2 separate regions of the Homo sapiens genome follow, and region 2 is linked to region 1. A link is a loop called in an ENCODE intact Hi-C map of the cell type or tissue named here. Cell type or tissue: heart left ventricle. All regions are shown on one strand. Links, peaks and the distances in the headings refer to the core of each region. The heading gives the core; the rest is flanking DNA. Region 1 holds the start of LOC107984599 (a long non-coding RNA gene). Region 2 has its middle 150 kb from the start of LINC00540.

Region 1 (8,665 bases), core at 518-8,517:
AATCTAATTGGTTCTTAATGATGCCATGGTATATTTGAACACACTTGATAACTGGGTCTCTGATTCCCTTTTTTGTTTAATGAAGAGCTGCTGTACTTTGATTATAGGTGAGACTAACCTGTAACCTGTCTCATGCGCTCTATCTACTCAGCTGCAAGCAATCTAGATATTCAGATTAATTAATGAGCTCTGTAGCCATATCGTCTTCTCCTGCTGCTCTGGCCTTGTTCTCCGTGCTGAGGCCAGAGTGCAGCTCTGGAAGCTTTTGAACATGACGTGCACACTCTGACTCTTGGCCATGGTACTCCCTCTGCTCCCCCACGCCCCACTCAATGTTCAACTACATTTTTTCCTCACACTGCTTTGATTCTTTTCGTCTCCCCTCCCCACTTTTCCTAATTTTTTATCCATCACCTGTGTCCTCTGAGAGCTCCCTTTCAGAGGTGGTATAAATTCCTCTCGCACCACCAACCTTTCACAGATGTTCCCTCCAACTCTTAAAGAAATCCTGGCTCTGTGCTGAATTTTTTCCTTTTCTGTTACTCTCAGAAAGGAAGGTTTTTCTGGTCTACTCAAAGCCTGCAAGAGGGATTGGTCTTCCTTGGACTATTTGATGCCACTTATAAAGAATTTTTCTTGTGTCTTTATGCCGAGCTGCTTTCCTTCTTAGTTCATGCCACCCAATGTTCTCACCTTTAGCTATTCTTATTGTTATAATGAAACAACCCACACTGTGATGATTCTCCTGCAAGTACTGATGACATTAGCACCCAGCTCACAGTCATCCTCTACAGCCCATGTTGTGCCTTCAAACTGAACAATTTCAACACACATGGGGCCAATCTAGCCAACATTTCTGCCTCAAGGTTTTTTGACACTGTCAGTTCTATTGACCTTCAGCATACTTCAACTTCCTACTCTGACTCAATACCACAAAAAATTTAAACTCTCCCATCACTACTGCTCATCCTCCTATCTTTCTCATATTTTAAGGTTCACCATACCTGCTCCCTGTTACTTGGAGTCCTTCAGTTCCTTGATTCCTCAATTACCCCTGCTCTGTTAGTCTATGAGTATACACCGAGCCTCATTCACTTTCTTCCTTCTAGACTGAGTACAGCTGGTGGTTGGATGCTTTCTCATTGAACTCTCTTGCATTCTTGCCATTTCATTGTATCCCATTCAGGAACATTCATCCAGGGAACTGAGGCCTGACGACACGAACAATTCCCAAGCTCCCCTTTCTCTGAAGCGAAGGTAGTTACAGCTGCATCCATTATTATCTCATTTAGCCCTTGTCATCTCAAGACCAAGCTCTCCTCCTCTTGACCCTTTTCTCCCTGGTTTCTTTTAGGATCTTGTTCCATCAATAAGGCATCTTTTCTACTATATGGTTAATGTTTTCTCCTGCCTCTTTTTTTTAATCTATTCTTATTTTCAGTCAATGATGCCATTATTTCCAGAGTCACTCAAGTTAGAAATTGGGAGCAATTTTGCCTGTTTTTATCTTTCATGCCCATATGTACTTAATAATAGTAGTAGTAATTATATTCAGTCACAGAGTGACTACAACATGCCAGCCACTGTTCTAAGTGTTCTATATATGTTAATTCATTTAATTCTCAAAATTATTCTATGAGCCAGATATGACTTTTATTACCATTTCACAGATAAAGACATTGAGGCACAAAGAAGCTGAGAAGCTTTCCCAGGAACACCATGCTGATAAGTGGTGAAGCAGAGATGAAGCACCAAATGCTGGTTGTAACTCCTGACCGTAATACGAATTTTACCACTACAGTCCTGTTGCCCAGCTCCAGGCCCTTACAACTCTTATCTCCATTGCAATAGCCCCCCAAATGGCCTCTCTGGCTCTGGGCTTGTGCTCCTCAGAGTCCCACTCTGTAACATTTCCCCCATAGATTGCCTTAGCAAAAAAATCTTAATTTGACTTCACTGCTTAATAACCATGAGTGAATGAAGTAAAAATCAAGACTGTTTTGTTGGAATTCATTCTGAAACTGTTTGTTTTTTAAAGATTTTACATTAATGACTTACCAATTTTGAATGGGGCTGAAGAAGGGAATGAAGTAGTTACATCTCATACTGAGACTAATGGGTTCAAATCCTGATTCTAGCACTCACTAGCTATTGGATATGGGGCAAGTTACTTAACTCCTCTGTGTATCAGTTCCCCATCTTTAACGCGAAGTCATAATAATATTTACATCATAGGGTGGTTGTGAGAAATAAATTAAATTAATTGATATATGTAAACTGTTTTTAAGTGTGCCTGGTATAGAATAAATTGCTATATCAGTGTTAGCTATTATTACCAACATGTGGAAGCTAGGCAAGCTGGTTGGAGAACAGGATTAGAATTCAAAATAGTCTTGATAAACTGTCATACTTTTCATCAGGAGACAATAATAGTGTGCCTGCCAGAATTCATTATAGTACATATCTGTGATGAGCTGCATAACATTGCTTTGTGATGGAGATCTTGCACTTGGGTTCTGAATCATGCTGAAGCTGTCTTTTGGTATTTGAAGTTGCCCTCCTTGATTTGGAAGCCGAAATAAAGGCCATTGCCAAAGTAATTCCATATAGACATGTATCCTCTTCCAAACACGTGTAAAGTTTCTTTTAGACAAGAGTAAGGACTGTAATCCACATGACATAATTTTCAAGATACTATATTAACACCCCAGAAAGCCAAGAAATCAATCTCCCTGCCACTACAGCCCTCTAGGAAACATCTGTTGGACTATTTGCCATGAGAAAGAATAAAAGAAGGCCTGGTCGCCCCGGCTTAGTGGGGGAATCAATCCAGGAGGGTTGATGGAGGTGGCCTGCTGGCTTGGGAATGGTACCTCACTCCGGGTTTTTGAAAGCATAGAAGTATCGTAAAAGATGGTACAGACAATGGTGGTGGTTCATGTTGGCTTGTTCTCCACATCATTCAACTACTGGGAATAGTTATTGTTCAAAACCTGTCTGTTGCTCAAATGCCTATTCCACCTTCTTTGGGCTCTAAAAGAGCCAGTCCCACTGAACATGTGGTTTGTACAAAATTTGTACAAATGTTTAGAGTCCAGTAATTTATATTCTGGTTAAAACTGGCCATATTTGGCAGTCAGATATATGAAGCAATGCTAGATTTTGAAGTGCATGATAAAGAAAGAAAACTAAAGTTGAATTCCACCTGACCTTAGAAATAAGTAAGTACCTTACAAAAAGAGGAGGAGGGTATGGGAACTAAAAGAGACAGCTTGACAGCAGACAGAAAACGATTTAACACCCAGACAGGGTAGAAAATTGAGATCCACAACTATGGCCAAAAGATACAACCCGAACGAACTGCTCCGAAATGAGAGCTAAAGGACACGAGCATTACACAGACTTTTCCCATCACAAGATGTAAGCTAATCTACTTTGCTAAAAACAAACACATTTCACCCTTGAGAGTGTATTAAGAGCTCTGAAAAGAGTCTGAGATTTTATTTGTAAGACACATTTCATCAGATATTCAGCATTTTCACTGTAGAGTTCCTAGCCTCTGGTGTTCTTTACTTTCTGATTCCTGTGAGTTAATGAGAACCACGTTCACTCAAGGAGCAAGTCACAGCCTAACATTTTCCTAACCCTTCTGTTTCCCAACAAGCAAAAAAGCTTTTATGTCATTTTTTTTTCTAAATAAAGGTTTCAAAGAATTTAACAACAAACTGCCCACACATATTTTTATAAATAAAGCAATGGTCCAAACAAGTTAGAAAGTGCTATATCAATTTCCCTTTCTGGGGTGGTAGCGGTAACTATTGCACCTGTTTTTCTCTAATAGTACCATTGTATTTTCAACTTGACAACATTGAAGAATATCTTAGAATTTGAAGAAAACGTCAACAAACGTTTGTTGAGCACGGGTACAGCCAGTGCTACTAATCATGTAGCATAGCATAGCTATACCATGTTTAGTGTTCCTGCAGATATCGCAGATCATTCTGTGTCTGTTTAAAGGAATTGTGTGTTAAAATATTGCTTTAAATGACCTCACAGTGAATATATTTTCGTCTGTGCTCCACAGTCAGAAAGTACATAGCAATTAAAATAATGGTTAACTGCAAACTCACCATGTTGATGATTTGCCATATACTGACAGAGGTACTAAAAATATTCTGAGGAAGACAATCCGATTATTTGATAGGCCTGTGGTTAAAAAGATGATAAATGCTGGGAGTAGGGAATTAGTGGAAAAACGAGTCATGTTAATCTGAGTGGTGTTTGAAATGAAATAATACATATGCCATTTTAAACTGAAGGTCATTGACTTACCACCTCATGCTTCACTTATAAGGCCTGTTACAGAAACAGTCTTAAAAGATAGCTCAAATTGAATGTGGAATCTGGAAGTTGTCTTTTTCTCTTATTTTTAATTCATTCCACCTTATCAAATATTGTCCTTTCTAGAAATCCTTTCTTTTGGTGCCTGAGCTCATCGCCGCCTTCTGCATGCCTCCTTCAGCTGTCTGGTGTAAGCCCTCATCCTTGCCTGCCCAGACACAGGCAGTGGCTTTTACCCTGCTCAGTCACCCTCCAAAGCCATAACCCAGACCCACCCGAAACATTTCTATGACCACATCATTCTCTTGCTCAAAGTCTTCAGCTGTTTTCTAAAACCTGATGATCTAATCTAAGCTGAACCCAAAGCACAGGCATCTCCCCAAAACTGGAGTTAAGACTGATATATGGGAGAAAGGATAATGGATATTTAAAAAGTTGGGGCTCAAAGGGTTGACACATTGAAGTGTTTAGTACACAACTAAGGCATCTCACTCAATTTGATAGGCAGCAGACATCTATCAGTTGGTGGTTTGTTTTTTTTTTAGATCAATAGTATACTTTAGAAAAATTAATCTTGCTGTGGTGTTTAGCATAAATTGAAAGGAAAATTGACTAAACTACTGCAGTGATTTTAGGGAATAGATAGTGAGGCTCTGAGTAAGGATGATGGCAATGAAAATGGAAAAGAGAGAGGTATGAGTGGAGATGTCATAATTTGTCATTGATGGTAGGGAAAGAATCAGGAAACAATGAGAAATATAGTCAAGCATTTGCAATAATTGCTCGGAGAAATCTTTTATTGCTTAGTTTTACCATCAAAGATTTAAAAATAAGTTTCTGTTCAATCCTTCCTGGAAGAAAGTGATTGTGAGTTTGATTTTCCAAAAGGGTCAAGTAGAGCAAAAATTGGTGTTCAGCGATATGCCAGCCATAGCCAGAGAGCTCATGGATGCTTTGGCCATGAACTCCTGGCTTCAGCTTCTGTCCTGTGGCCTCTGCAACTTTCCTGAACAAGTACCAGTCACAGCACGAGAAAGACTTTACTTACTGTCTACAAAGGTCACACCCATCAAAACATTAAAACAGTAGTTTTAAGCAAGAAAAGGCACCATCAGAGAATTGCCGTGCATTGGCGATAGTGGGTGAGGGGTCTTTCCCGTTACAGTAGGCACCAGCGTTCAGAACAGACTGGCTTCTGCAATCTCAAAACCCCTCATCTCGGGGAGGACGTTGTAGGTCACCTTATCAGCTGTGCAGCACTGGGCTATAATTGCATCATCGCCACAAGATAATCTCCCAGGCTACTATCCTAGTCCACATTCTACCAGAGTGATAAACAGCATAAATAAATACCACAGCCATTTACTTAGTTTGCTGTTTTTAAGGGTTTTCAGCTGGGAGAGGACCACATGGCCTCTGTACAGCTGTTTATGGGTTCTTTCTAACTGGATGTGAAGCACTGAGTTCTAGAATTCTTGGAAGACTGCCTTTTCCTCTAAGCCTGACTAAGGTCAAGTCCACCTACAACTTCATATAAACGTCTTTGGGCCACGTTTACAGGAAAAGACCATCCACTGGTTGGACCGAACGACTGAAACTTTTGAACTGTTTCCACACATAGCAGAATGTGGTTTGCTGGGATTCGCCCACTTAGCAGCCAGTCACTAAGGCATTCGTTGGAAATGAGTAAGTTGGGAGGCAGGAAAGACTGGCAGATTTTTTCTTTCTATCTCCCTCTTCCCTTTTAGACTCAAAGAAACGGTATGCATGTGGACAGAGGTGCCAAGCCCTATGGCACTTGTGGTGAAGGAGGCCATTCTTTGAAACACTTAAAGGCCAAAGTGCTCCTTTTAGAGGAAAATACTTCTAGCACTATACTGTGGCCTTTAACTTAATTAGTCAATTAAAGCAAGAAAGTCTCTCAAAAGAATCATGCAAATAAAAGGATGTTGCTTCCAGGGAAAGAAAAGTCTTTTGCAATGCTGAGACCAGAGGTGTCAGTCTAAATATTTTCCAAAGGGTATTATTGTTATGTGCTTTAAAAAATTCATTCTAGGTTCTCAGTGGGCTCCTATCCTGGGATCTGCAGGTACCTGCATTACAGACTTAGGAGATGAGCCCTCAAAAAACTCTTGCTATTGCAAGTAAAAATGTCAATTTATATTATTCCCATTTCAAAACTTAATTTTTGGTTAGGTTAAATAAGCAACACAGTTAACAGTATCATCTAGAGATTTTTGTTGTCGTTGTTAGGACAACATGAAATTTTAAATATTGAAATATATGGTATTTTACTTTAAGTTCTCGGATACATGTTCAGGATGTGCAGGTTTGTTACATAGGTAAACGTGTGCCAGAGTTTTTTGCTGCACCTGTCAACAAGTCACCTAGGTATTAAGCCCAGCATGCATTGGCTATTTATCCTGATGCTGTTCCTCCCCCCACCCCCAATACCCCCACCAGCCCCCAGTGTGTGTTGTTCCCCTCCCTGTATCCATACGTTCTCATTGTTCAGCTCCCACTTATAAGCGAGAGCATACGGTATTTGGTTTTCTGTTGCCATATTAGTTTGCTGAGGATAATGGCTTCCAGCTCCATCCGTATCCCTGCAAAGGACATAATCTTCTTCCTTTTTATGGCTGCATAGTATTCCATGGTGTATATGTACCACATTTTCTTTATTCAGTCTATCATTGATGGGCATTTGGGTTGATTCCATGTCTTTGCTATTGTGAATAGTGCTGTAACAAACACACATGTCTTTATAATAGAATGATTTCTATTCCCTTGGGTATGTGCCCAGTAATGGGATTGCTGGGTCAAATGGCATTTCTGGCTCTAGGTCTTTGAGGAATCACCACACTGTCTTCCACAATGGTTGAACAAATTTACATTCCCACCAGCAGTGTGAAAGCATTCCTGTTTCTCCACAGCCTTGCCAGCATCTATTGTTTCTTGACTTTTTAATAATAGCTATTCTGACTGGCATGAGGTGGTATCTCATTGTGGTTTTGATTTGCATTTCTCTAATGATTGGTGATGTTGAGCTTTTGTTCATGTTTGTTGGCCGCATAAATGTCTTCTTTTGAGAAGTGTCTCCATGTCCTTTGCCCGCTTTTTAATGAGGTTTTTTTAAAAACTAATATCTTTGCCTTTTTAATGGCACTTATCAAATGTGGGGATTCCATAGTACTTCTAATCAGTTATAAAATTCCTCTACTCTGTTGGATTTAGGCACTAACTTTAAACACATGAAGTCCTAAAACACATCTTTAATTGAGAACGTTTTTCCAATAATTACACATACTTCTATATTCTAGCTTTTATTCTCACATAGAACTCATATTGTAGTGGGGGAAGATAGTAAAATACTCAGATACATAACATGTCAGTGTTTAGTGCTTTCAAAAAATAGAAAGGACAGGAGAATGTGAGAGAAGAGGGAAACTTGTGATGATATCTAACAATGATTGATATATCATATAATAAAAAGGTAAAAAATTAATTAATAAAACATGTCAGGCTATCACCTGAATTATTCAGGCTCTTAAGAACCTGCTACTGGCAAAAACAAAAGACAATTTATCTTCCAGTTTGGTTTTCTTCATTGATTTAATTCATAAAATGATTAATTAAACTTTTCATTTCGTTTGATCTCATGTGACCTCATGACTTTGATTTCTTCAGCCAAACTTAAGAGTGGTGACAAAATCTCATTTGGAAAGCATTTGGAGAAAATTGTTATTCTCATATGGAAGGTGTTTTAATGTCAGTTGAGCAAATACTTCTTCCCTTCTAAGTTTCATTTACTCATTGGGTCTTTCAGATCTATTTGATGCATTTACCATTGCAGTTTCCCATCATAAATTTTTCTTTCAGTACTTATATTTATTCACAATATACGACAACCAAGCCATTTTGTATTTAAATGATGTTGAAGACTGCCAGGCATTTTTTCAGATATTTGGAAATAAAATATAGTTTTTTGTGATACCCTTCTCTCTCACTGAGTATATAGTCACCAGACTTTTTTGGGGGTAATTTCAGTGGAATATTTCTCTCTTTTCTTATTAGCTCAATAGATGATATTACAGAAAAGCTAATTTCCAAGGAGTTGACTAAAATATGTAACTTTTTTTTACAGAAATAGAATAATTTTGGTTAGAAATAGTAAATGTTCTCACATGTTAAATGTTATTAACTACTCTTCAATACTGAATTTCTGAAAAATAATTTCCAGATAAGTCAAAAAGTACAATACACTGCTACCTCTGTGTTCAGTACTTCATAGACATTCTAAGTCTTGCATTTGCTTTTGTGATAA
Region 2 (8,665 bases), core at 228-8,227, 69 kb before region 1:
TTGGAAATGTATTTGTAACCTTACGTTAGGAAAATACTTTTTCACATAAGACACTAAAAGCATAGCCAATTAAAAATAATAAGTTAGACTTCTGAATATTTAAAACATTTTTTCTCCAAAAGACACGATTAACAAAATGAGAAGTGAGGAGGCTTACAGGAAAATGGTTCCAAAAATTATCTCATAAAAGACTTGTTATACAGACATATAAAAAAGCTCCTGCAACTCATTATCAAGAAGACAAATAAATTAAAAATTAGCTGCACATTTTACCAAAAAAATATAAATAGCTAATATAATTATGTTTGAATAGATAATAAAATATGAAAATATGCTCAACATCTATAAACATTAGTGAAAACCAAAATTCTATATCATTACATACCCACCATCATATCTACAATTTAAAAATCCGACAATAACAAATGTTGACAATGATGTGGAGGAACTGGTACCCTCCTATAATATTGCTGAAGGGAAAGTATAATAATATTATAATTTTGGAAAAAACGTTGACAGTTAAACATTATTTACCATATGATTCAGGAATTTCATGTCAAGGGTATACCCAAGAGAAATGAAAACATGTATCTACCCAATGACATGTAAGCAAAAGTTTATAATAACATTTTTTATAAAAGTCAAAGATCAACAACAATTCAGATGTCCATCAATCTGTTCATGGAAACATACTGATATTTCTGTATAATGGAAAATTACTTGGTGATAAAAAGAAATAAACTGTTCATACATAAAACAATACAGATTATTATCAAAAATTTTGTGCTAAGGGAAAGAAACCAGAGAAAAAGGCAACATTGTATATGGTAATAGTCATAAGAAAGATTAGGAAAGGCAAATTTATATAGACAGAGAACAGATCTAAAGTTTTTTGGGGCTGATATTAAAAACAGAAATTGTTTGCAGTAGACACAAGACAACTTTTTATGATGATGAAAAAGTTCCAAAATTGGATTGTTATAATGGTATGACTGTATAGATTTATTAAAAATTATTAAGTTGTACAGTTAAAAAGGGTGAATGCTTTCTGTTTAAATAAAGTTGTTAATTTTTTTATCCTGCCACTTAAAAAATTTAACAAAGTTGAAAAAATGTTAAAATTCTCAATGCACCTACTAACAATAAAACTAATAAATTGTTACAGATTAATGTTTTTAGGAAATTAAAATGAAGGAACTTAATAATTGCAAATACTATTTAACAAAGAAATGGATTGTCAAAAAAGGCATACATTAACCACAAGATTCAGATTATGTAACTAATTGAAATCCAATAATACCATTAGTTTTCCTTATTGAATCTCATTCTCATGGCCCCATCACATACTCTCTTCATTCGTATGGAAAACTGGAAAAGTAATTTACAACACAGTGAATTTACAAGTCCTAATTTCTTCCACCATTTAAAGGAGTCCTGATTTTTGCAATAGATATTGTCCTCCTTACTTCAGTGCAAGCTTCTGTATATTTGTTAAATAATAATAGAGTGATGGGCCTGGCGTTGTGGCTCACACCTGTAATCCCAGCACTTGAGGAGGCCGAGGCGGGCAGATTACGAGGTCAGATCAAGACCATTCTGGCTAACGCGGTGAAACTCCATCTCTACTAAAAATACAAAAAAATTAGCCGGGCGTGGTGGCGGGCGCCTGTAGTCCCAGCTACTAGGGAGGCTGAGGCAGGAGAATGGCGTGAACCCGGGAGGCAGAGCTTGCAGTGAGCCGAGATCGCGCCACTGCCCTTCAGCCTGGGCGACAGAGCAAGAGTCTGTGTCAATAATAATAATAATAACAATAATAATAATAGAGTGATAAACATTTATTTCCATAAATAATGAAAAAATAATAGCATTTCATTAAAACACTATTGATACAATTTATTTTAAAGCAATCTGAAGTCTTAGTCGAAAAATACTTTACTTATAGCTTCATAATTAGTTAATGGTGGATTCAGGTCTTGGAACTTCCCAGACTGGGACTTTACTCACACAATTTCCATTAATTGTTTATAATTTGGTTTCATATTTCAAAGATGCTCTAGTCCAGTGTTTTGTAAGGTATGACCATGACTTATTTATAGGTTGTAGAATTAGTTTGGGTGGTTGTGAATATCAATTTTTTAAATGAGAGAAAATATAGAGAAAAATACAAATCACAGATGGTAAGTTGTGGTGGAGGGTATTTTTACATAATTCTTTCTTCTTTTCCCACTCTCCTGTTGACTTGTCTTTTGACTTTGAGCTTGGCTATATACTTTGCTGTGACTAACAATATATAGAAAGAAGTACTAGTATGTAGTTTTTAGCAGAAGATTTAAGAGCATCTTTTGTCACCACATATGCTCTTGGATACCCATGTACTTCCACAAGAGAAGACCCTGGTCTGAGAATGAGAAAATCAGTTAAATAAACCTGATTGCAACTCTCAGTCTGGAGCCTGACTCAGTAGATTCTATCCAATCCCAGCAGAGTCACAGTTGATAACACAATCATATTTGAGAAAGAATTCATTGTTACTGTAAGCATTAAGATTTGAGGCTGCTTGTTATGCAGGATTATTACAGCAAAACTGACTAATAACCAAGCTTTACGATTGTACTGTGAAACTTTTTTTTCTCTACATATATGTCAACGTGTTTTAGGAATTAGGCCACGCCTATGGTTATGAAATAAAATATATTTTATTATAAGAGTAGTTGGTCAAAAATTTGAAAAGTGTTTTCTCAGTCTACTGAAAAGGGAAAATTTTTTTATCAAGAGGATGATACAGATTTCTTTTTGTTTCTTAAGTGAAGGAACTTTGCTTTTTCCCTGTCCCCTAGCTTTATCGAGGTATAGTTGACAAAATTGTGTATATTTAAGGTGTGCAACATGAGTTTTTGATATGCATATAATATATATATTATATATATAGGAACGATTAACGCAATCAGGTTAGTTAACACATCAATCATCTCATGTAGTTATTTGTGTGTGTGGTGTGAACATTCCAGATCTACTGTCTTAGCAAATTTCAAGTATACAATACAGTATTGTTAACTACAGTCATGCTGTGTATTAGATCCCCAGAATATATTCATCATTTACCTGCATTTTGCACCCTTTGACCAACATCTCTTTATTTCCCTGCCTATACAGTTTTCATTCTAGGGAATTAGTTATTTTAGCATTACCTTTTTAACTAATGGTCAGGCTTAATAATTTTGTTCTTCTTCTAAAATATCTGGGGCAGAATAACCATCAGGAAGGGGTAAAGGAGGGTGTCTGCTGAAGCTGAAACAACTGGGTATCCTCAACAGTCAAGGGCCTGCAGGAGAAGGCACTCAAGGGGCGTCGTCAGTTCTTTCTCTTCTTCTGCATGAAGGAGGTGGCTGGGGAAGCTACTGTGGTTTGTTTCAGATGCAGGCAACAAGAGCACAGAAAATGGTATCTGTTGATGAAGTGTGGCTATATTGGGCCTATGAGTCAGGAGTGTTCCAGAAACTTTGAACCACAGAACCAGTGTGACAGTGACTCAACTCGATTAACTAGGAAGAGTCTTTAAACTGTAGGATGTGGGTAGGGAGATTTTATCCTTTTTTATTTTTTAAATGCTCTATGGGAAAATACTGTTTTGTAGTACTGCTTTTGGAATAATAATATTTTTAAAAATTATATAAGTTTTCAGTTTATTCTGTTGAAATAGGCTAGTGACATATCCCCCTAACTCCAAGAAATATTTGGGTAGCTGTAGCTCAACCCAAAGCTAAAAGTTGTTGGAAAAATTAAAGTGATGATTTGTTTCCTGATAGAATAAATTTTAAAGAAGAATTTAATTAAGAAATGTTTTCTGGAGTAGTTCAGAGAAAAACAAAAATGTAGAAAATAATTATAAAACATGATATAAAAGCTTGGTAAATTTTTTCCTCACTAGGGCTGTTATCAGAGCTGTAGCTTTAAGGTAAACTTTTGATAAATTTGAATAGTTCATTCAATATTTGAATGATGACTAAATATGTTATTAAATTTCATGAGGCCCTGGTGGTAAAGCATTTCCTGAACATACCTGGGATCATCTAGATTTTACCATTTCAATTCAGATAGAGAAAACAAGAGATATCATTAGTGGCCTATATTCTTTCATATAAAGAATAACAAATTGTAAATAAATGTAAAATAATGATAAACCCTAAGCCTTATTAAGATATCAGAGTCATTTTTGAAACACATTTTCTAAGGCCAAAGACTATATATATTGTGTGGAGAGCAGGGTGTTTACCAATTTATGACTATAAGAATGTCATTTTTACGTCACTTTTTGTCTTTAAAAGTTTTACTTTTTTTCTTAAATAATTTTTATTTATTGGCTGGGGGCGGTGGCTCACGCCTGTAATCCCAGAACTTTGGGAGGCCGAGGCAGGCGAATCACCTGAGGTCGTGAGTTCCAGACCAGCCTGACCAACATGGAGAAACCCCGTCTCTACTAAAAATATAAAATTAGCGGGGCGTGGTGGCACATGCCTGTAATCCCAGCTACTCAGGAGGCTGAGGCAGGAGAATCGCTTGAACCCGGGAGGTAGAGGTTGCGGTGAGCTGAGATCATGCCATTGCACTCCAGCCTGGGCAACAAGAGTGAAACTCCGTCTCAAAAAAAAAATTATTTATTATGGTACATAATGGTTGCATATATTTAAGAGGAACATGTGATGTTTTGATACAAGCATACAATGTGTAATAATCAAGGTAATTGGAGCATCCAGTCAGGGTAATTGGAGCATCCATTATCACCTCAAGCCTTTATTATTTCTTTGTGTTTGGAACATCCCAATTTCACTGTTCTACTTATTTTAAAATATGTAATAAATTATTGTTAACTATAGTCACATTATTGTGCTACCAATTCCTTCTATCTAACTGTACTTTTTACCCATTAACCATCCCCACTTTATCCCACCTCCCCCACTCCCCACCCTGCTGCCATTTCCACACTCTGGCAACCATCATTCCACTCTCTATCTCCAAGAGTTCTTTTTAAATGAAAGCTCCCACATGTGAGTGAGAAAGACAAAGATATTTGCCTTTCTGTCTCTGGCTTATTTCAGTCAACATAATGGCCTCCAGTTCCATCCATGATGTTGCAAATGACAGGATTTTATTCTTTTTATAGCTGAATGATATTCAGCTGTATATGTGTTTGTGTGTCACACTTTTAAATCAATTTATTCATTGATAAACACATAGATTGATCCCACGTCTTTGCTATTAAGAATAGTGCTGCAATAAATGTGGGAATGCAGATATCTCTTCAATAAACTTATTTCCTTTCATTTGAATATATACTCAGCAAGGGGATTGCTGGGTCATATAGTAGTATAGTATATTTTTTGTTTTTTGAGGAACCTTTATACTGTTCTCCGTAGAGGCTTTACTAATTTGTATTCCTACAAACAAAGAACAAGTTTCCTTTCTTCACATCCTAGCTAGTACTCATTATTGTCTGTCTTTTGGATAAAAACTATTTTAACTGAGGTGAGAAGGTATCTCATCATAGTTTTAATTTGCATTTCTCTGAAGATTAGTGATGTTCATCTGTTTTACTTATACCTGTTGGCCATTTGTATGTCTTCTTTTGAAAAAGGTCTATTCAGCTCACTTGTCCCTTTTTAATTGGATTATTTGTGTATTTGCTTTTAAAATTTTGTATTGAGTTGTTTGAGCTCCTTATATATTCTGGTTATTAATATCCTGTGAGATGAGTAGTTTGCAAATATTTTCTTCCATTCTGTGGGTTGCCTCTTCACTCTGTTGATTTTTTTTTCTTTGTTGCACAGAAACTTTTTAGTTTGATATTATCCCATTTGTCCATTTTTGCTTTGGTTGCATGTGTTTTTGAGATCTTACTCAAAAAATCATTGCCAAGACCAATGTAACTAGAGTGTTTAAGTTTTTTTCTAGTAGTTTCATAGATTGAGGTCATAGATTTAAGTCTTTAATCCATTTTGATTTGATTTTTGTATATGATAAGAGAAAGGAAGCTAGTTTCATTCTTCTGGATATGGATATCTAGTTTCCACAGCCAGTACCATTTATTGAAGAGACTGTCCTTTTCTTACTGTATGTTGTTGGCACCTTCATCAAAATATGTTGACTATAAATGTGTGGATTTATTTCTGGGTTCTCTATTCTGTCCAGTTGGTCTATTTGTCTGTTTTTATGCCAGTATCATGCTGTTTTGGTTACGATAGCTCTGTAGTATAATTTCGAGTCAAATAATGTGATTTCTCCAGTTTTCTTCAAAATGTTCAGCATGGCATTGGTTATTCTGGTTTTTCTTTCTGGTTTTATATAAATTTTACAATTATTTTTTCTGTTTTTGTGAGGAATGTCATGGGTATTTTGATAGGGATTGCACTGAATCTGTAGATTGTTTTGGGCAGTATGGTCATTTTAACAATACTGATTCTTTCCATTCATAAACATGGACTATCTTTCCATTCTTCTGTCATTGCTTCAATTGCTTTCTGTAATGTTTTATTTTAGAGATCATTTTAGAAATCTTTCATTTCTTTAGTTAAGTCTATTCCTATATATTTTATTTTATTTGTAGCTATTGTAAATGGAATTAGTTTCTTTTCTTCAAATTGTTTGCTGTTGATGTATAAAATGCTACTGATTTTTGTATATTGATTCTGTATCCTGCAACTTTACTGAATTTGTTTATAAGTTTTAAAAGTCTCTTAGTGGAGTCTTTAGGTTTTTTAAAATATAAGACCATATCATCTCCAAACAAGGATAATTTGGCGTCTTCCTTTCTAATCTGGATGCTCTTTATTTCTTTCTCTTGTCTAGTTGCTCTGGCCAGTTGAAGAAAAGTGGTGAAAGTGAGCATCCTTTTATTCTTCCAGATCATAGAGAAAAGGCTTCAGGTTTTCCCTGTTTGGTATGATACTAGCTGTGGGTTTATTATGCATGGTTTTTATTGTGTTGAGGAGTATTCCTTCTATACAATTTTTTAGAGAGTTTTTATCATGAAGACATGTTAAATTTTATGGAATATTTTTTCAGCATCAGTTGAAGTTATGATATGATTTTTGTCCTTCATTTTGTGATATGATGTATTACATTTATGGATTTGCATATGTTGAACCATCCTTGCATCTTTTTTGTTGTTGTTTTTATTTTATTTTATTTTATTTTTAATTTATTTTTTTATTATACTTTAAGTTTTAGGGTACATGTGCACATTGTGCAGGTTAGTTACATACATATACATGTGCCATGCTGGTGTGCTGCACCCACTAACTTGTCATCTAGCATTAGGTATATCTCCCAGTGCTATCCCTCCCCCCTCCCCCAACCCCACAACAGTCCCCAGAGTGTGATGTTCCCCTTCCTGTGTCCATATGATCTCATTGTTCAATTCCCACCTATGAGTGAGAATATGCAGTGTTTGGTTTTTTCTTCTTGCGATAGTTTACTGAGAATGATGATTTCCAATTTCATCCATGTCCCTACAAAGGACATGAACTCATCATTTTTTATGGCTGCATAGTATTCCATGGTGTATATGTGCCACATTTTCTTAATCCAGTCTATCATTGTTGGACATTTGGGTTGGTTCCAAGTCTTTGCTATTGTGAATAATGCTGCAATAAACATACGTGTGCATGTGTCTTTATAGCAGCGTGATTTATAGTCCTTTGGGTATATACCCAGTAATGGGATGGCTGGGTCAAATGGTATTTCTAGTTCTAGATCCCTGAGGAATCGCCACACTGACTTCCACAATGGTTGAACTAGTTTACAGTCCCACCAACAGTGTAAAAGTGTTCGTATTTCTCCACATCCTCTCCAGCACCTGTTGTTTCCTGACTTTTTAATGATTGCATCTTGACCATGATGAACGATCTTTTTGGTGTATAGTTGAATCTGGTTTGCTATTTTTTTGTTTTTGTTGAGGATTTTTGCATCTGTATTCATCAGATACATTGGCCTGTAGTTTTCTTTCTTCTTCTTCTTCTTTTTTTTTTTTTGGTGTGCCTTTGCCTGGTTTTGATAGCAAGATAACATTAGCCTTGTAGAATAAGTTTGGAAGTATTTCTTTATCCTTGATTTTTTGGAATAATTGAATAGAATTAGTGTTCCTTAAATATAGGTAGATAAATTCCTGGATTGATCCAGGAAGAAATTGAATCCCTGAATGGACCATTAAAGAGCTCTGAAATTCAATCCGTAATAAATAGCCTACCAATCAAAAAAAGCTGAGGAACAGATGGATTCACAGTTGAATTCTACCAGATATACAAAGAAGAGCTGGTAGCATTCCCACTGAAACTACTCCAAAAAATTGAGGAGGAGGGACTCCTTCTTAACTCATTCTGTGAGGCCAGCATCCTCCTGATATCAAAACCTGGCAGAGACACAATAAAAAAAGAAAACTTTAGGTTAATACCCTTGATGAACATTGATTCAAAAATTATCAACAAAATACTGGCAAATTGAAATTAGCAGCACATCAAAATCTTATTCACCATGATCAAGTAGACTTTATTCCTGGGATGCAGTGCTGATTCAACATATGCAAATCAATAAATGTGATTCATCACATTAACCAAACTAAAGACAAAAACCGTATGATTATCTCAATAGATGCAGAAAAGGCTTTGATAAA

What was found. Hi-C counts contacts between places; a loop is a spot of excess contacts. Peaks named below come from ENCODE experiments on the same cell type or tissue, not always from the same donor. Only the 100,000 strongest peaks of a DNase experiment are listed, where the experiment ranks them.
Region 2: a loop joins it to region 1, with 22 times the contacts of the local background. A loop is called at or near these places in 1 of 110 quality-filtered maps.

The regions. Positions count from the first base shown.
Region 1 is chr13:22,422,646-22,431,310 of GRCh38, forward strand. It overlaps LOC107984599 (a long non-coding RNA gene), which reads left to right and starts at 5,411. Exons shown (of 3, transcript XR_001749779.2): 1 at 5,411-6,027. In heart left ventricle, for the core only: no CTCF peak of the experiment used is centred there; no DNase peak of the experiment used is centred there; H3K27ac peaks cover 3,793 bases.
Region 2 is chr13:22,353,890-22,362,554 of GRCh38, forward strand. No RefSeq gene overlaps it. Among named protein-coding and RNA genes, the nearest start is that of LINC00540, 150 kb to the left of the region's middle. In heart left ventricle, for the core only: no CTCF peak of the experiment used is centred there; no DNase peak of the experiment used is centred there; H3K27ac peaks cover 994 bases.